Linked DNA regions of Homo sapiens: region 1 is linked to region 2. A link is a loop called in an ENCODE intact Hi-C map of the cell type or tissue named here. Cell type or tissue: dorsolateral prefrontal cortex. All regions are shown on one strand. Links, peaks and the distances in the headings refer to the core of each region. The heading gives the core; the rest is flanking DNA.

What was found. Peaks named below come from ENCODE experiments on the same cell type or tissue, not always from the same donor. Only the 100,000 strongest peaks of a DNase experiment are listed, where the experiment ranks them.
Region 1: it touches region 2 in a loop (2.5-fold over the local background); 23 of 110 quality-filtered maps call a loop at or near these places.

What each region holds. Positions count from the first base shown.
Region 1 is chr10:116,779,086-116,794,137 of GRCh38, forward strand. It overlaps a transcript of HSPA12A not described here. Among named protein-coding and RNA genes, the nearest start is that of MIR9851, 41 kb to the right of the region's middle. RefSeq lists an enhancer at 1-809 and a silencer at 5,713-5,879. In dorsolateral prefrontal cortex, for the core only: CTCF peaks have their summits at 9,161 (motif pointing left) and 9,366; a DNase peak (open chromatin) is centred at 9,136; H3K4me3 peaks cover 1,030 bases.
Region 2 is chr10:116,725,637-116,740,688 of GRCh38, forward strand. All of the region lies in intron 1 of HSPA12A (heat shock protein family A (Hsp70) member 12A), which reads right to left. Among named protein-coding and RNA genes, the nearest start is that of HSPA12A, 9.4 kb to the right of the region's middle. In dorsolateral prefrontal cortex, for the core only: CTCF peaks have their summits at 12,077 and 12,276; a DNase peak (open chromatin) is centred at 12,197; H3K4me3 peaks cover 541 bases; H3K27ac peaks cover 1,494 bases.

The DNA of each region.
Region 1 (15,052 bases), core at 7,686-10,185, 50 kb after region 2:
ATTCTCCAACCAAGTGCCATCACTCAAGGCACGTGGTTTCCAAGCCCTCCAGGGCCTTCATCGGCAGTTGCTTCCCTTCGCAACATCGTGAGCGACACATCGTGGCTGAACTCCAAGGGGGACATGTGGGTGTAATGAGTCACTGCCAACACGGAAGGTCCAGTGCAAGCTAGATCGAAGCTGATCCGGGTGCCCACCCCAAACACAAGAGTAGCAGGGAGGGGAGACAAGCACCTACTGAGGAGACCAGGGCCAGTGGGGCCTGGGTGAATCTTCAATGGGGACAGAATCACCCTGACACGGTTGGGGAGATGAGGGTGGGGCACCTCAGGGCTGTGGCCCCTCCCTCAGAGAGAACCACATCGCACTCCTGCTCTGCTGGACTCGGGTGTGGCCACGTGACTCTGCCTGATGAGACATGAGGGCAGTGACACTCTGCCTGGTCAGTATATTCTGTCCCTTTGCCAGGAGACAGGGAAGGTTGCAGGTGGAGGCTACTCTGTCAGCCCCAGGCCCGAACAAAGACAACAGGAACAGTGTTGCTGCCAGCCCGCGATGGAATCTGGGGGTCATTTGCTCCCAAGCTTTGCTATGTCTATCCTGATTGACACCCAGGCAGGTGGGAGAGGTGAAGGAAGTTCCAGAAACCGAATAACGCTGGGCATGTTGGGGAATGGCACGAAGCCCAATGTGAAGGGAAAACAGGGTGGGTGTGTGTAAAGAGGAGCTAGCAGGGGGGACGGGATTCCTAAGGGCTTGGAGCTCTGAGTGCACTCCGTCCCCGCACCCCGACTCCATGTGGGCCCATGGCACCACTCCCTAGGGGACTGCAGCCACCCTTCCCCTAGAACATGGACAAGGGCTGGCCGGCCCTGAAGGAGCTTCGACCTACCTAGAGGAGGCAGGCACCCAGGCCAGCCACGAGTCAGAGACCACTAATTCCGCCAGAGCAAGCTGTTTGGGCACTGCGTCCTTCTCACGCGAAGGGCAAAGATCCCGTTCATCCACAGGGACTGCCCAGCAACAAGGAACAGCAGTCACTCCCTGCATAGCTGCAGGGCACTGTCGCAGACCATCTCCTCCATCCTCCACCATACCTGGAGCTAGTCTAAGATCACAAGAGTTGGTGTGTCTTCCCTGTAGGAAGAGGGCTCTCCCTTGAGTCCAATTCTTAACCTTCCTGTTTCATGGACTCTTCGGTCACCTGAGGAAATCTATAGAGCCCTCCTCAGAACAATATTTTTATTTATTTTTATTTTATTATATAATAATTATTATTATTTTGAGACAAGGTCTCTCTCTGTCACCCAGGCTGGAGTGCAGAGGTGCAGTCACCACTCACTGCAGCCTCCACCTCCCACACTCGAGTGATCCTCCCACCTCAGCCTCCTGAGTGGCTGGGAGCACAGGTACGCACCACCACACCCAGCTAATTTTTTGATTTATTTTATTTTATTTTATTTTATTTTATTTTTCGTAGATATGGTGTCTACCTATGTTACCCAGACTGGAAAATAATGTTTTTAAATGCATAAAATAAACCAGGTAGGATTACCAGGGAACCTAATTATTTGTTAATACGATTATCAAATCCTTTTAAAAATTATGATGCGTGCTTCTTCATTAAAACATTGAATAACAAGGATCTAGTAGAATTATATAACAATCATAATTTTTAAGTGGATATTTCAAAATATCTACAAGCAAAGTAATAGGATGTAAAACTCTCTGTGATTTCTATGGGTGACGAGTCACAGGCATTGCTAACATTGTTTGGTTTGTCCTCTACATTTATAACTGAAAGTAATGCTACATTTCAGCCAGAGATTAATGAAAATAAGGACATAAACTTTTGCCTATTCAAGTTCACTGACCCTTTCACTCCTAGCCCCATCCTGGCTGGGTGCAGTGATTCATGCCTGTAATCTCAGCACTTTGGGAGGCCAAGGTGAGAGGGTCGCTTGAGGCCAGGAGTTCAAAAATTTTATGTTGCCTTGGCATCCATTTTGAGACTAAGTGTTACCTAGTGAGACCCCTGTCTCTACAAAAAAGAAACTTTTTAAAATTAGCCTGGCATGGTGGCACATGCCTGTAGTCCCAGCTACTTGGGAGGTTGAGCCAGGAAGATCTCTTGAGCCCAGGAGGCCGAGGGTGCAGTGAAACTTGCACTGCAGCCTGGGCAATAGAGTGAGACCCTGCCTCTTAAAAGAAAACAGAAAAAAAAAAATGGATTTCCTCTGGATTCACTCTCTCTACTCCCCAATCAGTGCCAATGATGATGATGATGATGATGATGAATGCCGCTCGGTCAGGCCTCAGTGATTTCACCCTGTACATTCTCAGATGGTCCTCTGGCTCTCTAGTTTACCCCTGGGGGAAGCACTTGTCTCAATGAAATGTTGCAATAAAAACTGAAGGGGAGGAGTGGGGAGGGGTGGTGCAGGAGCCCCACAGCCCTGGGTCCAAGGTGAGGCCAAGGGCAGCCTCTGCCACAGCCTGTGTCGGTTTCTCAGGAAGCCTTTTTCTCTGCCCATCCGTGGTGTGGTGATTGCTTAATTGTCGCTAAAAGGATCAAATTCAAAGCACTCGGCCTCTCTCCTTCATTCTCTTGCCTCACTCCAGTTTTTAATCAATCTCTCAGCTGTCAGCTACACCGAGTGCCTGAGGGTCTGCTGTGGGCTCTGCCTTTTCTGAGGTTGGGTAGGGGGTGTCCTCCTTGGGTCCAGCTATTCAATCTGACTCAACAAACAAAGCATTTCTTAAAACAAGTCTTCAAACATGCAAACAGTAAAGGAGAAGACTGATTCATTCTACCAGGTTAAAATTAAGATCATAACATTCATCAAAAGACAGTAAAAAGGAAGTCTCAAACTGGGAGATAATATTCCTTACACCTGTGAGTGACAAAGGGCTAGTATCCAGGATGCATAAAAACTCCTACAAGTCAATTTCAAAAAACAACCCAATACAAAAATGAGGGAGAACAATGGTCAGGCATGTCACAAAAGAGGCCCACAAGAAGGGCAAAGAGACGTTCGCAGAGATGCTCAACCTCAGCTGTGACCAAGAAAACACAAAGTGAGACCATAAGATGAGATTTTGTGCTCACTAGATGGACAAAACTCAGAAATGTGACTATCCCAAGGGTTGGTGAGGAAGTGGGTGAGCACCGGGGATCTTTACACAAAGCTAGAAAGAGGCTTATTCGACTGTTTTGGAAATTTGGCAATCTCTGAAAAGCTGAAGATACGTGAGCTTTGACACAGCAACCCCACTAGCATAGCCTAGTGCCTGTGCCCAAGCCTGCGTATATGACAAGGCTGATAGCAGCGCTTTTTGTAACAACCAAAATCGGGAGAGGGAGTTGTCCTTTGACTGAAGAATGGATAAATAAATTGTGGCATAGTCCCGGGTGGAACATTACCTAACATTGCAAAGGAATGAACTACAGGTACACCCAGCAACAAGGATGATGCTTAGAGTTGTAATGTGGAGCAAAAGAAAAAGCAAGTCACAAAAAAATGCCTCCTGTGTGACACTATTGTCATAAAAACCAAGCAAAACTAAACAGACTATTCAGGTAGGGCTCATAGACATGCTATCAACTGCTTTTTAAAAACAAGGGAATAAATGAGATGCTATTCAGGGTAGGGGCTGCCTGGTCAGGGAAGAGGACAGGATCACCAAGGCTTGTGCAAGTAGATTCACAGGTGCCAACAATGTTCTACGTCTTAAGCTGGGTGGTGGACTCTCAGTTTCAACAAAATCGCTGAGTAGACACTGAGACTGACTCCCAGGCCTGATGCCTGGCAACATACCAAGCCCAGGACACAGGGTCACCCTCACGGAGGGTACTGGAAGCCTTAGAAGTAACCTCAGAGAGGCAGAGAACATGGTGGGCCCCAAGGCGAAAGAAGGGAAATGACAAATGTCTCCTGCCACTCAGATGCCAGGTCTCTCCACAGCCTTTCCCACGTAATCCACACAGGCAATGTGTTAAACAGATACCAATCACGTCCAGCGCACAGATGGGCAAACTGAGGCTCTGAAAGACTAAGCTGTTTCTCCAGGAAGTGCCAATGGGAAGGGCTGGGGCTGAGACACCTCCAGTCCAGGTCCCTCTTTCCACACCATCGACGTGGTGCTGTGGGGATCAGGAGAGGCTTTGATGAGGAGGTGACGTTGGAGACATGTCTGGAAGAATTTGGAGGAGTCAGTGGCAGAGGAGCCTGGATGGCAGAAGGTGGCCTGTGCCCTGGCAAAGTGTGCAGCAGTATGGCTCGGGGCACAGTGAGTGGGAAGAGGGACAGAGCCTGACTCATGTGGCCCAGGGTCTGCCCACGATTATTGACTGTCAAGCACTGAATGAATGAGCGTGTGGGTGGACTTGGCTGGAGCACAGGCTGCACACGGACAAAGAGCTACAGCCGTCAACTGCAGCAGCTGCAACAGTCCTGACCCACCGTCCCCACCCCAGTCCACTCTCTCCCGCTAGCCAGGGTGAGTTTTGTAACACATAAACTGGGGCACATTCTTGCCCAGATCCAAATCCTCCAATGTTGTCTGTGATATAGTCTTAAGTGGGGGGAAAAAAGAGCAAGGAACAGAATGGTGTGTTAGTATACCACCATTTATGGGTATTTTTTGAGACAGAGTCTCACTCTCTTGCCCAGGCTGGAGTGCAATGGCTCACTGCAACCTCTGCCTCCCAGGTTCAAGCGATTCTCCTGCCTCAGCTTCCCGAGTAGCTGGGACTACAGGCATGTGCCACCACGCCCAGCTACTTTTTTGTATTTTTAGTAGAGACAGGGTTTCACCATGTTGGCCAGTACGGTCTTGAACTCTTGACCTCCAGTGATCCACCCACCTCAGCTTCCCAAAGTGCTAGGATTACAGGTATGAGCCACCATGCCCAGCCCATTTATGGTTTTTAAAATTACATAATTACATCTATTTTTTTCTTATGTATCCAAAAGATCTCACTGGAAGGACACATCAGGACCTGGTTGCAGTGTTGACCTCTTAGGGAACCAGATGGCTAAGTGGGACAGCCATGACTGGCCATGTGCTTGCCAATCCCATTTCCTCTTCCTGGACACACAAAAGTCACATTTCCCAGCTTCCCTTGTGGCTAGGCTGGGGCCTTGTGACTTGCTCTGGCCAATGGGCAGTGGCTGGGGTGATGCATGTCTCTCCAAGGCAGGCCGCTCCTGACCTAGGTGGCCCCTTGCCCTGCAAGTGGCAGCGCAGGGTCTTTGAGCACTTTCCAAAGTCCATTGCCTGATTTCTCTGTTCTGCAGAGCATTTTTCACATCCTGGTCACTTTCTCGTTTATTGGTTTATCTTCCTATTAGCGTGTAAGCTCCACTAGAGCAAGAAGTTCATCTGTCCTGTTCATTTCAGTAAGCCTAGCACTTAGAGTGGTACCTGGACTCTGTAGGTGCTCAATAAAGGTTTGTTGAGGGAATGAATGAATGAATGAATGGATGAGTGCAGGAATGAGTGAATGCCTTTAAGATTGGCTTATGATTGACATTTATGAAGTTGTCTGCCTAGCGTCCCTTTAGCAAGAGTTGCTCCTTCCCGTTCCCTCCACGTGTTGCCCTTGCAGTTGGGGACTTGTGCTTCCGGCCCCAGCTGACTGGCTGAGGAATGAGTCCCTGGCTGAGCTGGGTCAATGAATCCCTTCCCTGGGATCTTTGGACTAGATGGGATAAATAGAAATCAACATAGACAGAGCCTCTCCGTCTGGGGTTGAGCCTGTAACGCTAACCTCGGAGCTGTCAGTCTGGGCTGGAGATGCTGAGGGCACGTGTCTACAACAGCAGACAGGGAGGCAGCTGCTCCTAGGCAGGAGCCAACAGGAGAAACCAGAGAGGCCCCAGTCCTGCTGGTTCTAGGCCCTGCTGTGTTCCTCTTTTCTTGGCATCATGAAGCACCTCAGGCCCTAATAACAAGTTGAGGACCAACAAGAGGCTCTGGAGCTTGGATTCCAGAGGAGACATTTCCCAGCCTTTGGGAGGGGCGTCCTGGAAACCCTCATTGTGCCCTGCTCTGAGATGGCTTTGGGGCTTGACCCCTGCATGTCCACTCTCAGATTCCTTTCCTCCCCCTCCCACCCACCGCCACCATCATTCAAATGTCCAAAGCCTCAGGTAGTGGGAAGGAGGAGTATGAATTCTGGAACACAGGCAAGGACTGATGTCTTGTTCGGGAACGTTCTGGCCACCACAGCCTAGTGCTGCTGTGGAGGAAGGAGGAACGGCCCCGACCCAGGCCTGCCAGTGGACATGGCAGCCCGGGGACAGAGATCAAGATGTGGGAGCTGAGAGCAGTCCTGGCCACCAGCAGAGCATGGCATCAGGGCATTGTGACAGAAATGTTCTTGCCTGACCCCAGCCCCAGGACGGCTGTCCCCCACCCAGATCCCCGCCTGCCTCCCTGGTTCTCCCTCTAAGCCTCCACCTCAATGCAGGGGTCAGCAGGTGCCCACTCATAAAGCCCAGCTCACTCCCCAGCCTTGGGGGAACGCACACTCGGGCTCTGCTGCCCACCGCATGCTGCTGTTCATGATCCCTCTCTCTTCCTCTCGGACAGACACACACACACTACCCCAAATATCCACCTGCCCTCTGAGCACTGGCATCTGCTGTCACCCCCTCCCTCCCAGGGAATGGTCTCAGCCATCCACCGGTTATCCCAGCCAGAAGCCAGGCACCCACTTGACTCTGCCTTTCCCCGCTGAGCCCTCCTGCCCCACTGCCCTAATACCGCAAGATTCCTCCTATTTCCCCCCCTCCCCTCACCTTAGACTGCAGGCCCACCCCATGGCCTACTCAGACTCTGCCTGAGTGGTCTAGCATCCTCCCCTGCTTACATCTCTTTGTGGCCCTGGGAGACATCCCGACTCCTGCACCCGTCATGAGGCCTTTGCTGATCTAACGCCCACCTGTGCACTGGGAATCTTTGTAGCTTCATGAGGTTCACCTATGAGGTTAGCGCCAGAGAAGCCCCACGTGGAGCCTCTCGGGTAATTACGCAGGAGATGGAGCGGGTTCTGCAGAAGAGACTCTCAGCAAATCTCAGCAGTGGGGTTGCATGGAAGGCAGGGCTCCCAGGGGCTGAGACACAGTGGTAAATACTTCTTAAAATAGACTGTTTATGTTATGGATCAAACTGAATTCCTAAGTTTAACTATATTTTTGGTAATTTGGTGGGGAAACAGGCTGCGCAGAACAACTCCGCCTTGCCCCTAGCCTGGGCTCAGGACTCTAGGGAGGTCTAGGGAGCAGCTCCAGGGCCTATGGCCCCTCAGGTAGAGGCACAGGTGCGTGTGTGCACATTTTCCTGAAAAAAAAAGAAAAAAAAGATCTAGTGCTTTTGTCAGAATCTCAAAGGGATCCATGATCTAAGAAATGTCTAAAGCATTGTTCTCACAGAAAAATGTTCGTTCTCATTTATAATTCAAGAAATGTACATTTAAATGGTATATTTTTCTCATCTGTCTCAGTGGCGTTCATCTGTAGCTGCCTATTAGAATCTCCTGGGGAATTATTTATTTATTTATTTATTGAGACAGAGTCTGGCTCTGTCACCCAGGCTGAAGTGCAGTGGCTCAATCTTGGCTCGCTGCAACCTCTGCCTCCCAGGTTCAAGCAATTCTCATGCCTCAGCCTCCTGAGTAGCTGGGATTACAGGTGCCCACCACCACGTCCAGCTAATTTTTGTATTTTTAGTAGAGACAGAGTTTTGCCATGTTGGCCAGACTGGTCTCGAACTCCTGACCTCAGGTGATCCACCTGCGTCAGCCTCTCATAGTGCTGGGATTACAGGTAGGAGCCACTGCACCCAGCCTCCTGGGGACATGTTTTAAGTGCCAATGCCCAATCACCTCCCGGACACACACACACACACACACACACATACACACACGCACGCACTCACACACACACGGTCAGATTCTGCTTTAATTGGTCTGGGATACTGTCGTGTTGGCATATTTAGAAAGCTCCCCAGGTCATTCTGACTGCAGTCAAGATTGAGAACCAGCAACCTGTCAGATCAACCAAGGGCAAAAACGTCCATGGGATCTCATGCATTCTGGGTGGGAGTGCGGCCTGGTTTAAAAGTCCTTTGCAGAGCAATCTGGAAATACCAAAGCTAGAAGGGCCTCTACCCTCTGACCAGCAATTCCACTCTTAATAATTTAGTCAACAGCAGCTCTTGCATTGGTGCTTAAAGCTGTGTATAGAGGATATTTACTGCCCACTGCTCCTAATAAGCACAAGATTGGAAAGTGCCCAAATGTCAAATCAAGCATGTCACATCCACATACTAGAATACTCTCTAGCCAGCAAAAAAAAAAAAAAAAAAAAAAACCACAGGCGCCTTCTGTGAAGTGATGTGGGAGGCTTTCAGCGTCATTGCTAAATGCAAACGAGAAACTGAGTGGAGGGTGTGGTTTTGAACGTACAGGCGTCTGTATTTTTATATGCATCTAGAATTTCTGGAAGGATATACTTTTCCAAAACCTCTTAACAATTATGGCCTTTGGGGAAGAAGTGGGGCTAGGGTGGGAGGCGGGGAGCTTAGTTTTCACTTGCTTCCCCCTTTTGTGTTGTTTGAATTGTTATTATTAATATGCACTGCTTTTTCCAAAAACTTCAGAAGGTGAAAAGAAGAGGAAAGAAGGGAAGAGAGTGCCTGGCAGCCGCTTGGCACAAGGACTAAGAAGTGGAGTGCCTGGTCATGGAGGGGTGCGAGTGAAGCCTCCAAACTGGCTTCAGCGTGGGGGCACCCTAAATCCCCTGGAATCAGGTCAGACTCTGAAGGTAGGAGTCTGCTTGGTCTATGGTGGAAGTTGGGGACAGTGACTTGGCCTGAGGGTCGGGGATAGGAGGGCTTCCAGGACGGCAGGGCGGGAGCTCTGCAAGCCAATCCCTCCCTCGTGCCACCTCCACGCAACGCCGTTAAATTCAGATGCTACGCTAAAAGCAGAGGAAGGAAAAATATCTGTGTCACAGCACCAACTGGAAACCAACGCGCGTACATCCTGTCTCTACTCTGGCCGAGCCGACCAAAGCACATCCTGCAAAATTCTAGACCCCCGCAAACGGCGGGAGGCGGCCGTGCGCACAACATCCTGCAAACGCCGCCCTCTGGTGGTGGAGCTGGTGAACTGCGCCCAGGTCCATAGGCGGGCCCACGCTTGAGTGTTCCAAACGGGAGAAGAAAAAAGTACCATTTAATACCGAAGCGAAAACAAGTACTCAGTAAGAAAAGCACAGATGCAAACGCAAAATTCATATTTTAAATATAGTTCGCAAACTGGTTCCCAACTAACTCTTCTCCCAAAATACAATAGCTTGTTTCTCCCCTTGCAAAATACATATTCTCATTCTAAAAAAACAATAATGAAAAGCACTAGGAAAAAGAGACACCTACAGTCACCAGGCTGTGATCTGTAGCTCTTGCTAGCATTTTGGTGAGTATCCTTCCAGACTCTATCAACACATACACAGAGATACATGCAAATGGATAGCAATGGGACTGTGCAACACACCCAATTTTGTAGCCTGATTTTTTTCTCTTAATTATATATTGTGGGTATCTGCACAATAATACATGCTACATCATCATTTTTAATATTTTCAATTGAAAAAGTTATACGTGTGAAAATATACCCACAGATAAACTCACATAAATGAGAGAAACTATCTATTAATAGCAAACTTGCTGAGTCAATTATGATATATCCATCTGGTAGAATTCTACGCAGCTATTTTTTTTTTTTTTTTTGAGACAGAGTTTTGCTCTGTCACCCAGGCTGGAGTGCAGTGGCAAGATCTCAGCTCACTGCAACCTCTACCTCCCGGGTTCAAGCAGTTCTCCCTGCCTCGGCCTCCTAGTAGCTGGGTCTATAGGCACCTGCCACAACGCCCAGCTGATTTTTGTATTTTTAGTGGAGACAAGGTTTCACCATGTTGGCCAGGCTGCTCTCGAACTCCTGACTTCAGGTGATCCACCCACCTTGGCCTCACAAAGTGCTGGGATTACAGGTGTGAGCCACCGCACCCAGCCACTATGCAGCTATTAATCTAATGCACTGGTGCTGCAATATGTCAAAGATATATCACATCGCAAAATAAAATTACATTACAAAATAATACGTATAGAAGTATCCTATTTTAGCTTACAAAAATATATTTATATACATATACCATTATATATGTATTGATATATAGACATATATAGATATATATGTATATGCCTGTGTCTGAGAAGAAAATGTTTCTTGAAGGATACTCCAGAAACTCTCTTAGGAAATAAGACTGGGAAATGAAGGATGAGTATAAGTTGTAGCTTTTACTTTCTCTCCCCTTATAAGATTTTTTAAAAATATTATCCTCTCGATGATAGAATTCTGAATCCTGAATGTGCTATGACTTAGCTGAATAATGCCCTGTTGGTGAACACTCAAGCTGCTTATACTTTTTCTGCCAGGAACAAAGCTACAGTGGTACCTTGGATGTAGTCACTGTGCACTTGTCTGATTATTCCTGCTGAGTAAATTCCTAGGCATGGAATTGAGGGTTCGTTTTTAAGGTGCATCATCCAGGATATTGACTATCAACACGTCGTAGAGTGAAGCTGACGTGACTGTTCAGTGCCCGTTTGCATTTCTGAAGGGCCTAATGTCTGCTTCTAGGTGAGGAGGGCATTATCTCTGGCCATGCTTCATATCCCTGGAAGCTCTCTCCAGACTACGGGTCAGGTTCACCGGATGCCCAGACGTCCCTCTTAAGGTCTTGCTTCCATTTATGGCTGCACCTCCACACCCACTGTCATCCTCACCCACCTCTGTCTATTCCCTCCACAGCAGCCAGTGAGAGCCTTCACCAGACCCTGCCCACGCTCCATCAGTAGCTTTGCTGCACACTGGAAATCAATCCAAGGTCCTCCCATGGCCCAGGAATCCCTGCATGGTATGGACCCTGATAATCTTTCTTTTTTTTTTTTTTTTTTTTTTTTTTTGAGACAGAGTCTCGCTCTGTCGCCCAGGCCGGACTGCAGTGGCGGGATCTCGGCTCACTGCAGGCTCCGCGCCCTGGGGGTTCACGCCATTCTCCTGCCTCAGCCTCCCAAGTAACTGGGACTACAGGCGCCCGCCACCTCACCCGGCTAATTTTTTGTATTTTTAGTAAAGACGGGGTTTCACCGTGTTAGCCAGGATGGTCTCTATCTCCTGACCTCGTGATCCGCCTGCCTCAGCCTCCCAAAGTGCTGGGATTACAGGTGTAAGCCACCACGCCCAGCCCCCTGATGACCTTTCTAACCTCACGTCTCCCTCCTCTTCCTGCCCTCAGCCCACTCATGCTGCACACTGGCCACCTTGCTGTTCCTGACGCTCCCCGAACATCCAGCCCCAGGGCCTTTGCACTTGCTGTTCCCTTTGCCTGGAATACTGATCCTCTACTCACAAGCCTCTTTCCCTGGCTTCATTCACAGCCCAGCTCAAATATTTCCTCCTTAGAGAAGCCTTCTGGCCCACCCTGCCTTAAAGGACACTCTCCATTCCCAGACCCCATCTCATTGTCTAGTTATCATTTTTTATTTTTTTATTGAGACAGAGTCTCACTCCGTCGCCCAGGCTGGAGTGCAGTGGCATGATCTTGGCTCACTGCAACCTTTGCCTCCCAGGTTCAAGCGATTCTCCTGTCTCAGCCTCCCAAGTAGCTGGAACTACAGGAGCGCACCACCACACACACCTAATTTTTGTATTTTTAGTAGAGACAGGGTTTCACCATGTTAGCCATGCTGGTCTCGAACTCCTGACCTCAAGTGATCCGCCCGCCTTGGCCTCCCAATGTGCTGGGATTAGAGGCATGAGCCACTGCACCTGGCCCGTCCAGTTATCTTTGTATTCATAGCCCTGGGATTGCATTCTAAATCTACGTGTTTATTTGCCTTTGATATTCTGCTTTCACTGAGTTACAAGCTGCACAGGAGCAGGAGACTGTCTGGCTAGTGCTGTGTCCCCAACACCCAGGACAGGCCTGGAATGTGCAGGCCCTCCCTCCACAAGTGTGTGCTGCTTGGATGAAGGAGAAGCTATTAACACAAGGATGTCTGAAGCTTGAAGAGCCTAGATAGGCCATTTCTCCCAACTGCTCCCAAAGGAGGTCAGATGTGTTTAAAGCATCTTTTCCATAGATGAAGCTTTATCAAGAAAATCTGACAGAACCTTTTCAATGCAACCATTTGGGAGAAAAATTGCAAATAGGTTATTATTCAGGAAAAATACCTTTCCTCCAAACCAGAGCAGCACATCCACCCAACATACTGGCTCCTTTAGAGAAAAGCAGAAAGGTTAATATCGCCCCGTCAGAGTAAAGCAGCCAATTAGTGCAATTGCAATTCAGAAGAAGAATAGAGGTTAATTGCTTGGAGTCCACATGTCTCAAATGCCTAATGCTATATCATTATTTTTTAGCTACATATTATTCATTTCATACACTTAAGAATTCTACCTTATTACTAATTAGTAATTCCTTATCCTTAAATTTTACCCAATTCAAGTTGTCATCATAGGGCCCTCCTCAGCCCCCATTTTCCCTAAGATGCAACTAAATTGTTGAGAAAAGGTTGGCATCTCCTATTCACTACCTCCCACCTCCAGCCCCTGCCAGCACCCCCGAGTTCACCTCTCCTCTTCCACGGGCATGTGGTTTCCCTGCCTGCAGAATCTTCCATCTCGGTAAACAGGCTTCACTCCTGCCTTGGGTGTTCTCAAGCATCTACTATGTCCCAGACAAAGTTCCAAGCTTATCGATTAGCTGGGCAAAAAGATGCCAATTCATCCTGCCCAGGTGTCTCTGTTCTCTTGAAGAGACCCACAGCTTGGCACCTTGGAAATGTTAACCCAACAGATCAGAATTTCCTGGGAATGTAATAATGATATCATTAATAATAATAATATAATAATAATGATGGCCATAAATACTTCTTGAACACTTTCAGGTCTCAGACACCATGCTCATGAACTTTACATGCATGATTTTAATCCATGGGAAGCCACGTACATGCATGTACGTTGATCACGTAAGCATGTGAGTGGGACAACCCCAAACCCAGCCCCAGTTCAGCATGGGCAACAAGAATGAAACTCGGTCTCAAAAAAAAAAAAAAAAAAAAAATTATCCATCAAGGAACAAGAATTGGGAAATGTGAAAGGAGGTTAAGAGACAAAGAGTTCGGAGTGAGAGGTTCTAGAAGGAAATGAAAGTAGATGAAGCAGAGGTAATATAAGAAGATATATGGGGGTGAGAACCTTCCAGAACTAATGATAACTATCAACCCCTGGATTCAAAACAAAATAAATCCAAAGCAAGAAAAAATAAAAATAAATCAGCTGGGCGCAGTAGCACATGCCCGTAATCCCAGCACTTTGGGAGGCCGAGGCAGGCAGACTGCTTGAGCTCAGGAGTTCAAGACCAGCCTGGGCAACTTTGCAAAACCTTGCATCTACAAAAAAAAAAAAAAAAAAAAAAAATTAGCCAGGCATGGTAGTGTGCACCTGTGGTCCCAGCTACTCAGGAGGCTGAGGTGGAAGGATCGCTTGAACCCAGGAAGTCAAAGCTACAGTGAGCCAAGATCGTGCCACTAACTGCACTCCAGCCTGGGTGACAGAGTAAGACCCTGTCTCAAAAAAGAAAAGAAAAGAAAGAAAAAGAAAGAAAGAAAGAAAAAGAAAAGAGAAAAGAAAAGAAAAAGAAAATCTATTCCTGAAACATCATACTGAAACTGATGACTAAAAAGACAAAGGGAAGATTTTAAATGCACTCAGAAAGAAAATATAGATAACCTCCAACAGAGCAACAGTTTGACAGCTGACTTTTTATTGGCAGGAATGGAAGTTAGAAGAATGGATGATTCATTTGATGTGCTGTGAGAAAAAATAACTGTCAACCTAGAATTCTATGCCCAGTGAAAATTCATTTCAAGAACAAGGTGAAATACAGACATTTTCAAAACAACAAAAACTACGAGAATTCTCCACTAGCAAACTACAATAAAGGAAACTCTAAAGGATGGATCCAAGTTTAAAGATCTAAAATGCAAAAGGAATAAAAAACACTAAATAAACATTAACTGCATAAAACAACAATGATAATGCCTTATGGAGTTAAAGAAAAACAAAACAGACTGGGCACAGTGGCTCACGCCTGTAATCCCAACATGTTGGGAGGCTGAGGCAGGTGAATGTCTTGAGCCCAGGAATTTAAGACCAGCCTAGGCAACATGACAAAACCCTGTCTCTACAAAAGATACAAGAATTAGCCAGGTATAGTGGTATGCACCTGTAGTACCAGCTATTCAGGAAGGTGGGGTGGGAGGACTGCTTGAACCTGGGAGCTTGAGGTTGCAGTAAGCCACGATCACACCACTGTTCTCTAACCTGGGTGACAGAGCAAGACCCTGTCCCCACTGAAAACAACAAACAAACAAAAAAAACCCACAGAATTAAAAGACATCACAACAATGGCATGCAAATCAAGAGAGGGAGAATGAAATAAAATTGTTCTGAGATCCTTGTACTATATAGAAGGAAGGTAAAAGCGTTACATTCATATCATAATTTCTAGGACAATCACTAAAATAATGGAAACAGAATATGTAACTTCCAACCTACTTAGAGGGGGAATATAAAATGAGAAAAAAAATCGAAAATATAATAAGAAAAGGAGAGAAAAAGAAAAACAGAAAGCATAAAATGAGATGGCACATAAAGTCCTAACATATCAATAATTACAATAAACATAAAGGGACCAGGCCGGGCACGGTGGCTCACGCCTGTAATCCCAGCACTTTGGAAGGCTGACGTGGGTGGATCACAAGGTCAGGAGATCAAGATCATCCTGGCTAATATGGTGAAACCCTGTCTCTACTAAAAAATACTAAAGAAAAATTAGCCAGGCGTGGTGGTGGGCGCCTGTAGTCCCAGCTATACTCGGGTGGCTGAGGCAGGAGAATGGCGTGAACCCGGGAGGTG
Region 2 (15,052 bases), core at 10,979-13,478:
GCTGGCAGAAGGAGTGGGGGTGGCAGAAGGGGCGCTATCTTGGGACACAAAACCCAGAACTACTCCCAGCGAGTCACAGGGTGAGAGGGATATCCCACTGCCAGGGTGACTGTATTTTTGGCTTCTGTGTTTATGTTTTGCAGTTTATTTCTGCCTCATCGCTAATATTTCATTAGAAAGTGGCTCTTCCCTCCCCCAACCCCTGCCACACTAATATTTTTGGGAGGAAATCTTAAAAAGACCCCAGCTGCATTCAGCATGCTTGCGTGCTATCTTAAGGCCTGCCTCTACCGGCATAGGACTCCGTTTACAGAATGCAACTCAGTGAGGAAGTCAAGTTTTCTATCTGAATATTCATTCAACATACAAGGTTTAGACACACACACACACGCACACACACACACACACACACACACACAACAGGCCAAGCAGGACAAGGTGAATTCTGACATTCCCATGGTTCTCTACCCAATCCTATCCTGCTGGCTGGTCTTCCCTCCCAAGAGCCTCAGGCTCTGTCCCCTGGCATGTGGCACTTTGCAATCTCACTACCGAATATTTACCAAAGGCCCAAGGAGTGTGGTGTTGGGGCAGAATCTGCACCCATGACCAGCCATGACTTTGTGGGTTCAAGTTTGAATAAACTGCAAGAACCCCAAAGGAAGACCTACCAGAAGCTTCTAACATCTCTCAGCCCATTCCTTCCTCTGTCTCTGTCTCCCTCCTCCATCTCAGCTGCTCACTCTACCTCTCTCCCCACGCATGCATGCACATTCAGAGTTATATACGCACATTCCCAGCAGCCTCCCCCGAGACAGGCCTGGCAGGACCCCACCAGCTCCAGCAGTAAAAGGTCCTTGCTGGGTCTCTGATATCACTACCTACCACCCCCCTTGTGAGTGCTCCCCAAAGGGTTGGTGTCCTTGGGTAGACCATCCCCAATTTCCCACAGTTCCTTCTGGGGGTGCCTGTCAAACCACCAGGCCCAAGAGGGGGCTGCCCCTCAACACTCCTACCCTTAGCCTCTACCCGTCCCCAATATCCCATCCAGACAGCCAGTCTTGGCTTGCTCCGATGAACGGCATGGCCCTACTGCCTCCAGGTGTGCTGTCGGGCTCACTGTCACTTTCTAGGTTTCTGTTTCTTCATGTGGAAAATGAAGTTGGCTCACAGAACACTGAGAGCTCCCACACCTCCACCCTCCAGCCTTAACTATTTCTCACTGTGATAATCTAAGTCACACTAACTAACGTGCCGATGACGGATGAAGACCCCAGACTGCACAGCAACACCTCCCTCAGATCTCCATAATTCAGTGGTTCCAAGACACTTATGTTTTCTAAGAAGTAAAATCTGCCCCCGTCAAAAAACTGTGGATCTAACAAAGTGTTATCACATTTTGATTTTGCCAAGAACAGACATTAACACTTTTATTAAACCTATCATCTGCTACTATATTCAATTCATAAAAGAAAGAAAAATAGGACTATATCAGTTATCTATTGTAATCCAAATATTTCTAACTCCAAAATTTAGTGGGTTAAAATAACAATAATTTGCACAGAATTCCGCAACTTGGGCTTTTCTCACCTGGGGTCAACTCATACAGCTAAAGTCATCTCAAGGCTCATCTGGCACTAGATGGGCCAAGACAGGCTCATTCATGTCCATGTTCACCTAGGCTGTCGGTCGGGGGCCTCAGTTCCCCTCTAGGTGGCCTCTCCAGCAGGACGACCTGGACTTCCTAAATAGCAAAGGACAAGTGAGCAAGCTCCAATGCACTGGCAGGAATTTTCAAGCCTCTGCTGGCTTCCTGTTTGCCAAGGTCCTATTGGCCAAAACAAATCATGTAGCTACACCGAGTCCAGGTAGGAGGAGATGACACAAGGGTGTGAGTACAGGCGTCCCCAACTGAGGATGATTTGACTTATGATTACTTAACTTCATGATGGTGTAAAGGCGATAGACATTTAGTAGAAACCATACTTTGAGTAGCCAAACAACCATTTGTTTTTTTACTTTCAGTACAGTATTCAATAAACTACATGAGATACTTTATTATAAAATAGGCTTTGTGTTAGATGATTTTGTCCAAGGGTAGGCTAATGTAAGTGGGTTTTTTTTTTTTTTTTGGTTTTTTGGAAAGAGTCTTACTATGTCACCCAGGCTGGGGTGCAATGGCACAATCTCAGCTCACTGCAACCTAGGCCTCCTGGGTTTAAGTGATTCTCCCATCTTAGCCTCCTGAGTAGCTGGGATTACAGGTGTGCACCACCATGCCCGACTAATTTTTTTGGGGGGGGGACAGAGTCTCACTCTGTCGCCACTGCACCCAGCTAATTTTTCTATTTTTAGTAGAGACAGGGTTTCACCATGTTGGCCAGGCTGGTCTCGAACTCCTGACCTCATGATCTGCCCACCTTGGCCTCCCAAAGTACTGGGATTACAGGCATGAGCCACCGCGCTTGGCCAATTTTTGTATTTTTAGTAGAGACAGGACTTCACCATGTTGGCCAGGCTGGTCTCAAACTCCTAACCTCATGATCCACCCACCTGGGCCTCCTAAAGTGCTGGGATTACAGATGTGAGCCACTATGCCCAGCCTTGTAAGTGTTCTGAGCATATTTAAGGTAGGCTAGGCATGGATGGTCTGTAGGTTAGGTGGATTAAATGCATTTTCTACTAATGATATTCTTAACTTACAATGGGTTTATCAGGGTGTAACTCCATCGTAAGTCAAGGAGCATCTGTACCTGGAGACAGGATTTATTGTAGGTTATTAATTCAATAAGCTACCACAAGGGCACAATATCAGAAATTGTTTTTCAGATGGAAAAATTTAGCTTCGTGCAAACCTGGTACACAGTCACCTGGGTAACTTCCTCAGTGACGAATGTAGGCTTCAAGCATCAGAAGCCATCATGAACTAGTCCAAAGTGGGGCATTTGGGAAACACAGCACTGATTATCGCATTCTTTCCAACTGAGCCAGAGGTGACCTCAGAATCCTTCTTAACACAGCTCTCTAGATAGCTTCTTCCCTATTGGTCAGAGAGGTAGACACAATTCAAGTCTATGTGCCACTGCTTATCTAAGGGTTTTATATGCAGAGCAGGAGTTTTCTTTTAAAAGAGAACACTAAAGAAATAATGTTTAACCCAAAGGAATGTGGCATCAAATCAAGCCTGCATGAGTAAGACTCCCTGATGGTGGAACTCCAGGCTCTGTGACCAGGGGCAGGTGCGGGGAGCCTTCCAGGATCCTCAAACCACCCCCTCCAGGGGCCCATCTTAATGCTCCTTATGTGCCAGGCAATAAGCCTCCCGGGGCAAGGGCCCTCACACATCCCTGCAGGCGGCCTATGGCAAGCAGAGACATGGGACCCTCATTTTAGGCCAAACCTCACTAGTCCTGGCTCTCTGGGTACCTCACACAAATGTGAGTTGTGTCTCAGCTCTCAGTTCTAGTGGGTTCTCAGCCTCTGTCTGGCAGCATTGCCCAGCCCAAGGACTGACAAAGGGCACCCTGCAGACTCCATCTCTCCCTTCTCCAGAGCCAATGAGGAGCACGCCGGGAAGGTCACAGGAGCCCACCCCCAACCCCTGACTGGTAAGAGCCCCAGCGTACAGGCTGGGATGCTATCATTGGGTCGACCCTGAAAGTCCCTCCCTTTGGGGCACGGTCCAGGCCTTGAGATCCCCCACCATCGGAGGTGGGGCTTTCTGCAAACCAGAGGATCCTGAATGACAAAATCCTCCCGAGTTGGAAATACTCTGCACTGACATGGTGGTTACATGACTACAGTTGACCTTTGAACGACATGAGGGTTAGGGGCACCCACCCCCTGCACAGTTAAAAGTCCACATATAACTTTTGACCCCCCCAAAACTTAACTACAAATAGCCTACTGTTGATCAGAAGCCTTAACAATAACATAAACAGTCAATTAACACATTATTTTATGCATTCACGAAATACCTAAATTCTTGATTTTTTTCAATATTTCTAGGCTATGCAGTAAATTGTCACAAATCTCCAGAAAATGTTCCAATATATGTATTGAAAAAAATCCATGGATAAGTGGACCTGTGCAATTCAAGGCCATGTTGTTCAAGGGCCAACTGTATCTACATTTGTCAAAACTCATGGAACTGTACACCCAAAAAGTGTGAGTCTTACCTTATGTAACTTAGACCTCAATAGACTAAACTTTAACGAAATCTCCCAGCCAGCTCCACTCCCTAATATCAACCTTTCTGAGTACCTCGTGTGTGCCCAGTGGGTGTTTTGAATAATAAAGATGGCCAGGCGTGGTGGCTTACGCCTGTAATCCCAGCACTTTGGGAGGCCAAAGCAGGCCAACATGGTGAAACCTCATCTCTACTAAATATACAAAAATTAGCTGGGCATGATAGCAGGCACCTATAATCCCAGCTACTTGGGAGGGTGAGGCAGAAGAATCGCTTGAACCCTGGAGGCAGAGGTTGCAGTAAGCTGAGATGGTGCCACTGCACTCCAGCCCGGGTGACAAAGCGAGACTCCATCTCAAAATAATAATGATGATGATGATGCCTAACATTGACTGCACATGTTTTATGTGTAGGACAAATTCTTTATATACATGACCTCATCTAATTCTCAGAACCAACCCGTGAAGTGCTGTGACCCATACTTTTGAGATAAGGTCACGGGGATCTAGAGAGGTTGAATACCTTGGTGAGGTCAAGGCCAGGTATGGGAGCCAGGACCCAAACCAGGACTTTCTAACTGAGCTAAGCCCGTTTCACTCTACCAAGTGCCCATCCAACACTAGCTCCCAGGCATGGGGTGTTGAGTGCTATTTTATACTTAACTGAGGCCCAGAGAGGCTAAATGACTTGGCTGAGGCCACTCGGCTAGTCAGAGGTGGCACCACGATCTGAACCAAGTATTGTCTTATTCTAAAGCCCACTCTGTCTTACTGCCCACAAAGGAGGCCTGGGGTCCCTCATGCCCCATTCCATCTGCTGGGCTCTCTTCTCTGGGACTGCCTGGCCCTGGGTGACTCCTTCCCCAGCCATGCCCACCCCCAACCTGTTCTAGCAGCTTTGCTGGCCAAGACTACCAGAGGCTGACGCCAAAGGATGGACGCTCAAAAATATCTTGGAAAGCATCTCGCCATAGCTGGTCTGACACAGACAGACTGAGGCTGTGGGATAAGGGCCTTCCAAGGGCCTCTGTACAGCCTAGGAACCTGGCTATGAAGGAACCGGGCCCTCCTGGCTTTCCCAGACCAGGTCCAACATGGTTCCCACCCTCCCAACGTTTCCTGGGGGAGAAGCCGAGGAGCTTGGACAGGCAGGAATCAGTGTGCTCCCAGGCGTGGGCCAGCTTCTCTGCGCAGCCCGTTCCCATGGTCTGTCCCAGGGTCCTGCTGCATGGGCCCTTGTGGACTCAGTCAATGCTACATCCTCCATGGCTGGCCAGTTGGCCTCCCCTGGAGGGCCCCGGAGTTGGTCCTTGTGCTTAGGCAGAACGGGCCCCTGACCATGTTGGTTGCCCATCTTTCTGTGCCTTGGCTCTTGGCAGAATGTCTGTTTTAAAACGAATTTTGCTTGTGAGTAAGTAAACCTTCTCTGGCCAGAGGAAGCCAAAAAGGTACCTTTACAGTGAGGATCCAGGGATGGTGCCCAGAACTTAAACCAGCTGCCAGGTCTAGGAGGGGAAAGTGAAGCAAGTGACTCAGATGAATGATGCACCCCTTCTGCTGCTCTCTAACTGCCGGCCCCAGGGAAACCACTGCCAGACCGGATGACCACGGTCCCTTCAAATGGGGCCAGCGGCCATGTGGACTGACTACAGCCCATCACACACCAGAAGAACACACCAAGAGTCTGTGCATTATTGTCATGCAAGGGACCCAGTGGTCAGTTACCCCATGTAGCATGAAACTTTTACATGGGAGAAAGTAATTTTCTCTAAGAAAGAACAAAAGAGCAAAATTTCTAACAGGTAGTCTCTTTCTTCTCCATTCTTGTACAGCCCTCACCTAGAAATTCTTTACTACACAGGGCTTACTTCAGACACCTGTACTGTTAACTATTTGTGGGAGATAATTACTCTCTGACCACCAGATATCGTGCCCCCTAACTCCCCCTCTCTCAGCAAGGTAACCCTTCTTCTGGCCAGGGTTGACTGTTTCTGGGTCAAGTCCTGATCATACCTGAATCTTGCGGCCTCGTCTGGGAATCTGGACTTGGAAAAGAAAGAAAAACAGACAGACATCAGACCTCCTGTGTATCAGAACTTTTCATTTCAACATGGGGGTCACTGTTGGGGGCCACATTTGCCCTAAAGATGGGAAGCAATCCTAAAGTGGTCCTGCAGAGAGGAGGGGTGGGTGACATGCAGAGCAAAGCAGAAGTAAGAGACAGGGCCAGGGGTGGTGGCTCATGCCTGTAATCCCAGCACTTTGGGAGGCCAAGGTAGGCAGATCATTTGAGGTCAGGAGTTCGAGACCAGCCTGGCCAACGTGATGAAACGCCGTCTCTACTAAAACTACAAAATTAGCTGGGTGTGGTGGTGCATGCCTGTAATTGCAGCTATTCCAGAGGCTGAGACAGGAGAATCGTTTGAACCCGGGAGGCGGAGGCTGCAGTGAGCCAAGATCACCCTACTGCACTCCAGCCTGGGTGACTCCGTCTCAAAAAAAACAAAGAAAGAAAGAAAGAAAGAAAGAGACAGAGGGAAAGAAAACTGCCATGTTCCCAACACTTTCCCCTCCTAGACCTAGCAGCAGGTTTAAGTTCCAGGAACCAGCCCTGGATCCTCACTGTAAAGTTACCTTTTTGGCTTCCTCTAGCCAGAGAAGGTTTACTTACCTGCAACCAAAATCCCTAATCAAAACCCTTTCAAAACAGACATTCTGCCAAGAGCCAAGGCACAAAAAGATGGGCAACCACTACTGTCAAGTGAGGGAACACACAAGAGACTAGAAAAGAAAAGCTGGGCCTGCGGCTCCACCATTGCAGAGTGTTTTATTCACAGCAATTTGACTTGGCACTTCATTCCTTTGAGTTAAGCATTCTTCAAATACTTTTTTAAAATGTAACTCCTGCTGGAGGGACAAGTCATGAATTTGTTAACGGCAAGGAGGTTTGGATCCTTGTGCCGTCTCTGAGTGACCGGGAGTGGCTGGCGGGACTGCTGGAGGATTCTGTAGCCATTGCGGAGTTCAGCTGGAAAGCATGCAGAGGGAGTCGGCAGACCTCGATTCTGAGCCTGGCTTTGCCTAGTGTCCTGGGGCAGTCTCTTCCCCTCCCTGACTTCAGTTTCCCCATCTGTAAAATGAGAGGGTGGGCCCAGTCCAGACATTAGACAACCTGGTCCCATCTAGCTGTGGATGTATCCATGAGCTCTGTTTTCTAACTGCTGGCCCAGGGAAACCACCACCCAAACTGATAACCATCATCCCTTCAAATCGGTCCAGCAGCCATGTGGACTGACTACAAGCAGTTGTTTTCTGAAACTTTCATCTGTCCTTTGGGCACAGACTCCTGCCTGATGGTTGTGCTGTAAACAGTTTCTTATCCCAGCCAGCGGAGATGGTCACTAAGGGACAATGACTAAAGGAAAGAAAAGGAAGTAAGTGGCCAGAGGAGTTTAGCCTTCAGCCCAAGGAAACATGGGAGACAAGCAAAGAGAGGCCAGCCTGAGGCCTCAGAGGCAGCAGGCTGGAGCCCGAATACCTACAGCTTCCCTGTCCCAAACAGAACCAGCCGCCTGGGTACAGGAACCACTGTTCCTCATCACAGAGAAACCAATAAGATCACGAGGTCTGATTTACAAAACATAGGAAGCCCCAAGGGACATCATTTAATTGTCAGTTTATAGGAAGCAAAGGGCACTGGCGTAATCCATTTCCCTCTGAGATCTTGGGTGCTAAGTGGGTCGATGAAACAGGAGCTCCATCCTACAGAACTTACTCCTGGAGTCTCTGTTTTCTGACATTAAAATTCTGAACATAACTGACAAAACTACCCACTAAGTATGCAAACATCTGGGAAGCAAAGCAGTCTCAAAATTTCAAATGACTGAATAGGAAGTGACTGTAGGCTCTTCCTATTGGCTGTTATTTGAGGCTCCACCCCATATCGGAGCAAATATTTTTTAAATGAACACTTATCCCACATCAAATATAAATACACTCAGTCCTCAACTTAGGATGACTCAACTTATGATATTTTCAACGTTTTTATGGGTTTATAGGGACGTAACCCTATTGTAAGTCAAGGAGCATCTGTTCAAGCACTTCCACTGTAATGCAGCATATTTTCCTACAAATCTTCACATTCTACAAACCCATACACTAAAAATAACAGGATTCATGAGGAAAACAAGGTCGGTGTACATCACTCCACACCTGCGGAACCTTGCTACCGGAACCTTTCCAAAAACAGTAACGGAGCACTCACTTCTTAGGGGGCCATTCTCATCAAAATGCAAAACCCAACAGGGCACAGTGGTTCACACCTGTAATCCCAGAGCTTTGGGAAACCAAGACAGGCAGATCACACCTGTAATCCCAGAGCTTTGGGAAACCAAGACAGGCAGATCACCAAGACAGGCAGTTTGAGACCCGCCTGGCCAACATGGTGAAACTCTGCCTCTACTAAAAATACAAAAATTAGCTGGACATGGTGGCACACACCTGTAGTCCCAGCTACTCGGGAAGCTGAGGCAGAAGAATCACTTGAACCCAGGTGGTGGAGGCTGCAGTGAGCCGAGATCACACCACTATACTCCAGCTTGGGCAATAGAGCGAGACTCTGTCTAAAAAAAAAAAAAAAAAAAGCAAAACCCATCCAGGGTGTCACCCACACACCCATACCCATCATTTTCTTATAGGGACAATGTCTTTGCAGCTCCTTCATCTGCCCTCTCAGCTGCCAACAGAGCTTAAGGGAATGGGGAATGGAACAATACTAAAACAGCCCTGACTTACACTAAAGGTAGTTGCATCTACAGATTTTCAGCTTTTTTTTTTTTTTTGCTTTTTTCATATATTAGCCTTCAATCATGAAAAAAGTGCATTCTGGGCTGAGCACGGTGGCTCATGCCTGTAATCCCAGCACTTTGGGAGGCCGAGGAGGGCAGATCACAAGGTCAGGAGATCGAGACCATCCTAGCTAACACGGTGAAACCCTGCCTCTACTAAAAATACAAAAATTAGCCAGGCGTGGTGGTGGGCGAGTGTAGTCCCAGCTACTCGGGAGGCTGAGGCAGGAGACTGGCATGAACCCGGGAGGCGGAGCTTGCAGTGAGCCGAGATCGAGCCGCTGCACTCCAGCCTGAGCGACAGAGCGAGACTCCGTCTCGAAAAGAAAAAAAAGAAAAAAGTTCATCCTGATCTGTCAAAGTGCAAACATACTGGGAAAAATTGAGAATGTGCCAACACAACTTTTCTGAATACCACCATCATTCTTCATTTATCACTTATAGAAACACATGTTCTAGCACAACAAACAAATAATTGTAAGTGTCAGACAATCACTGGGCACTTGCAGAACGTCTTAAGAAGTGAGATCTAACCTACAAGTTGCTTTAAAGCATAATATAGTTTTCTAAAGTTTGTAGTTTCAACATTTTTGCCAAGCCAACTCTGTTAGATTAAAAATAGCCACACATTCTTTGCAGGTCCTCTCACTAAGAGGTGAAGGCAATTTCTCCATCCCTCTATCTGAGCTGGCTTCAAGACTTGCTGTGACCACCAGGAATACAGCAGACGTGATTTTATTGGACTTCCCAGGAACGCCTCAAGAGGCCTTGCAGCTTCCCCTCTCATCCTCTTGCTGTCCTGAGGCCACCACATAAAGAAGCCTGAGCTTGCCTCTTAGAGGATAAAAGACCATGTGGAGAACGAAGCCCAGCCGACAGCCAGCACCAACCCCCAGACCTGTGAGCGAGGTCATCTTGGACTACCCAGACTAGTTGAGCCATCAGAGTGTTGCAGTCACATAAGTGACCACAGGGAAGACCACCAAAACAACCACCCAACAGAGACCTGCCCAGAGAATCATAAGCCATAAAATGACTATTGTTGCCAGGCACGGTGGCTCATGCCTGTAATCTCAGCACTCTGGGAGGCTGAGGCAGGAGGGTTGCTTGAGCCCAGGAGTTTGAGACCAGCCTGGGCAACATAGTGAGACCTTGTCCCTATTTAAAAAAAAAAAAAAAGCCAGGCATGGAGATGTGCACCTTTAGTCCCAGCTACCCACAAAACTGAGGTGGGAGGATCGTTTCAGCCCAGGAAGCAGAGCTTACATAAGCCAAGATCACGCCACTGCTCTCCAGCCTGGGTCACAGAGGAAGACCTTGTCTTAAAATAAATTTTTTTAAAAAGACTATTGTTTTAACCCATTAAACTTTGGGGTGGTTTGCTACATAGTAAAAGCAAATATAATGTGACATTTTATAGACATTTCAATAACTTGTTTAATGCATTGATTGTTTTCCCTGCTTGGGAGCCAATAAACCTTTTTATTCAGATCTCAATGAGTCATGGGCCCCTCAGAAGGGGCTAAATCAGCCCTAAAAGTAACAATGTCTCTAAGGACCCTACTGAGATTGAATAGAAGTCAAGGGTTGATCCACAATCCAAACTCCAGGGAGGGCAACCCGCAGCAGGTGCACGAGGAACCTGACCTAATGTACAACACGGAGGAGGAGTCATTTCCAAACTTCAGACAGCTCCTGAGGGACACAGAAGACTCTCCAACACCCCAAACCTAGGCAAGACTCCAATCTTTCTGGCTATGAGAGGCTCGATAATAGCCCCCTGGTACCGATGACTATGTTATCTCCTATGGGAAAAGGGAGTCAGCAGATGTGATTAAATTAAGGATCTTGAGATGGGGAAATGATTACACAAGTAGGCCTAATAAGAGGTCCTCATACAAGTGTCCTTAGAAAGGGAATGGGAGGAGGAGGGGCAGAGTCAGAGAAGGGATGTGGCAATGAAAGCAGGGGCTGGAGTGATGGGCTTGGAAGATGGAGGAAGGGGCCACGATCCAAGGAATGCAGGTCACCTCGAGAAGTTTGAAAAGGCAATGAAATGGATTATCCCCTAGAGCCTCCAGAAGGAATACAGTTCTGCCAACACCTTGGTTTTAGCCCAGGGAGACCCATTTTGGACTTATTCCTGACTTCCAGAAATGTAAGATAATAAATTTGTATGGTTTTCAGCCATTAAATTTGTGGTAAGTTTTACAACAGCAATAGGAAACAAATGTACTGGATAATTCCTCCTGCCTACAAGAATGTAAGTTGGGACATTTATTCATAATAACAATAACAGCCAATAATAATTGCTCATATTAATTCAATGTCTACTTCATGCCCGGCTCTACTCTGAGTGCTTTTCATATAAAAACTCATTTAATTCTCATAAAGGCCATATGAAGAAGAGACTGTTATAATCCATACTTTACAGATGAGAAAAACTGAGGCTTTATGGGGTTAAGTAACTTGCCAGGGTCACAGAGCAGGTCAATGACACAGCACAGATTTGAACCCAGGCAGTCTGGCCCCAGATCTCACATTTAACCACTACGCTTCCCAAATCAACCTAACAATGATAATAAAATGACTGGAAGTTACTGAGAGCCCTCTGTGTACCAGGCTCATACCTAAGCTCATTACAAATACTCTCTCATTTCATTCTCACAGCACCCCAGTAGAGCAGAGATTATTAATCGTCCTTGTCTACAGCAGAAAAAACAGATGCAGCAACGTTAAACCCAGATGTTACAAGCATCTGAGACCAAAGCCCAGGTTTACCTGCACACCCTACTGCCTCCCTCATCCGTCTTGAGGCCCGGATGGCTGAGAAGACAAAGATAAGGAGCGCAACCACATAATTCACCTTCCAAACTGAGATACTTAGAAGGTGAAAGATATCATTATTACTAATTTCACTAGGAAAAGAGGCATAAACTAGAACTATTCCAGCAAACCAGGACATATGGCCACCCTAAAAATAAGGGGACTAAAATCAAGGCAAAAACTCTGCAGCTCAGGATTGCCCAGAAGGGGTGCCATGGAGCAGCTGCCAGCCCCGCAGGACATCTGCGGCTGCCAGGTCACGGTCAAGGCTGGAAGAAGAGGGGTGGTCCTGGCAGAGCTCAGAGCAGCATCTGCAAAGCTGCAGCCTGGGAGTCATTTGCAATGACAGGAACGCAGCAAGGATCAGCAGGGCCCGCTTCAGTGGGGCAGGTTTCAATTCTGAGCACTGCCTGTGCTTCCTTGGTCGTCTCCTCGCTGGCCCCGCTCACTCCTGGGGATGCCCAGGCCTGGGGGTGCCCGCAGTGGCAGGCGCTCACTCATTCCCTGCCACACGCTGCTCATTCATTAAAAGCCCCTGATTCCTCCCCGCTGTTCTAATTATGCACAGCAGTAATAAAGATGCTTTCTCCCTTACCAAAGAGGCCTATTTATATGAAAAGAGAGCATTTCGCCCCCACAAGATTGAGTCGTCACTCCAGGCCTTATTGGAATCAAAGCAGCTTCTCTTCTGAGATTGTCCAAGCCCTGCCTGACTCCCCTCCAGCTTGGCCCACTCCTGAGCATCCACATTTCCAGGAGCACCACTGCGGAGTGGGCAAGATGTAGACGCCATTGCCCTCTGCTGTGTTCCCTCATGTCTTGCTGACTGACACTCAACAAAAAGTAAGACATTTATTGAACACCTACTAGTGTCCTTAGTAAAAAAAAATGGAAATGAAAGACATAGTCCACGCCTTTCTCGGAAGAAAGAGCATTGAGAGAAACAGCACAAGATTTTAGGCTCCATGGCTGACTCATATCCCAACTCCAGCATTCACTGGTTGGGCAAGTTAGCAAGTTTTTCAAAGCCCTCAATTGCCTTATCAGCAAAATGGGGTAATAATAATGCCAGCCTCACAGGGTTGCTGGAGGAGTCAATGAGATACAGGCATACAAAGCTGGCATATCGTAGGGCCTCAACAAACACTAGTTGGAATTATCAACCATTAAGTACCGAAGGCTTTGGGACCACACAGGCAGATCTCATCCCGATGGATGAGCCCAGGAAGGCTTCCTGAGAGGTGATACCTTAACTGAGTTTTGAAGGATGAGTAGGACCTTGCTAAACAAAGAGAGGATGTCCCAAGCAGGGAGGACTGCATGTGTCCAGGGCCAAAGGCGATCACAAGGCTCTGGGAAACACAAGACACTGTGTAGGGACATACACAGAAGGCATGGGAGGACCACCAAGGCGGCAGACAAGTTGCAGCAGCAGATGTTGACACGGAAGTGGATCCCATAGCCAGAACCCTAACCTGCAATGCCCAGAGCATCACCCTGACCTTTGCTTACTTCCTTTGGGGGCTATAACCAGCGCCCTGTCACTACCATCTACAGCTTGGTGGCTGAAGGAAGTAGGGCAGCCACTCTCTATTAGCCGCAGGCCTACTCAACACAAGTCCCTGAGGGCCTATGACATGCCAGGCACATGCCAGGAGAGGCTGTTCAGCTTGACCACCTGGGGCCTGCATCCCATGGCCTAGGTCCTTACCTAGGCCCCCTTCCAGCTGTGCGCTGCTAGGACTGTCAGCTTTTTCCTCTGTGAAATGGGGATCACAGGGCGTCCTTCATAGTCATTCATTCAACAACAAACGTGGTCAGGGCTAAATGAGATAACTCAATATTCCCAGGTTTCAGCACACACTAAGTCCTCAATAAAAGTGAACGTTTAAAATGTTTATTTTTATTAAGATGAACCTCCAGGATGGCATCTCCAAAGCCCAATGCCAGGCCTCGAGAGATACCCTCAACCCAGGCAAAACTGCCTGCCCACCATCCCTCTCCTCAAGCCCGTGCCCTGGAAAAAATGACTTGGTTTCCACTCTTCATGTCTAGCCCTGACTTGGTCACCATAGGAGCCATCCCTGTCCGAACCACTCTGTCCACCCCCAATTCATCTCACCCTTCTAGGGCTCCATGTGTCAACCCACTCAGGTCATGCGGGAGGGGGCAGGATTGAAGGTCATCTCAAATTTTGCTGTCCAACACCCAGACCCTCAAGTGTGGCCCTTCAGATTTTGTAAATTAAGTAATTTAAACATCTTATTAAGAAAATTTGCAAACATACACAAAGTAAGCAGAATAGTAATGAACCGCCGCTCCCCATCACCCAACTACCACATTTTGCCATTCTTGTTTCATTGGCACGCACCTCTGCCCACTCCCCACCCCACCCCAACTGCACTTGTTGGAGAAGATTTCATGGCCAGCCTTTCTGACACCACCCCCCAACACCACCTACCCACCAGCAAACCCCTCCCCAACCCAGGACTGCCACTGCTCACAAATTCCAACAGTGTGATATTTGTGGCACCCATCCTTTTGTACCAAAAACATTCTGGAAATCCTTCCCAGGAAGCACAACCATTTTTTTATGTCCTTAATAGAGTGGTAACCACTGCACACATGCATAAGGGCTGTATGCACAGGTTGGTGCCCTGGAATCAGATGGCCTGGGTCCCAAACAACACTTCCCAGATGTGTGACCTTGGATAGGTCACTCAACCTGTGTTTGGATTTCCCACCCAGGAAGGGGAGAATGCTGGTAACAGGTTTGTTGTGAGCCTTTAAAACAATAAAATAATGCACGCTCTTTTCCCAGCAATGAGGAAACCTTAGAAATAAGTGTAGGGGCCAGGGGCAAGCCAACTCTGCTCCTATGCAATACTATTCACATCCTCCATTTTACAGATAAAGGGAGAGGTGCCCAGAGGCACAGTGAGCTGCCAGGGACAGCCCGCTCTTCAGGTTGGTCTCTGTCCTAAGTCCATGCACCTGGAATTCTCACTGGCCACCTTGAGCTGGAGATGACTGGAAGTGAAGAAACAAATACTCCAGAACAAACGCAGAAGAGCGGTGGCAGGTGGCTCGGCACACCAGGTATGGGTGTCCCCATCCTGGACAGGATTTCTCCCAGCACCGTGTGTGTGTGTGTGTGTGTGTGTGTGTGTGTGTGTGTCTGTGTGTGTGTG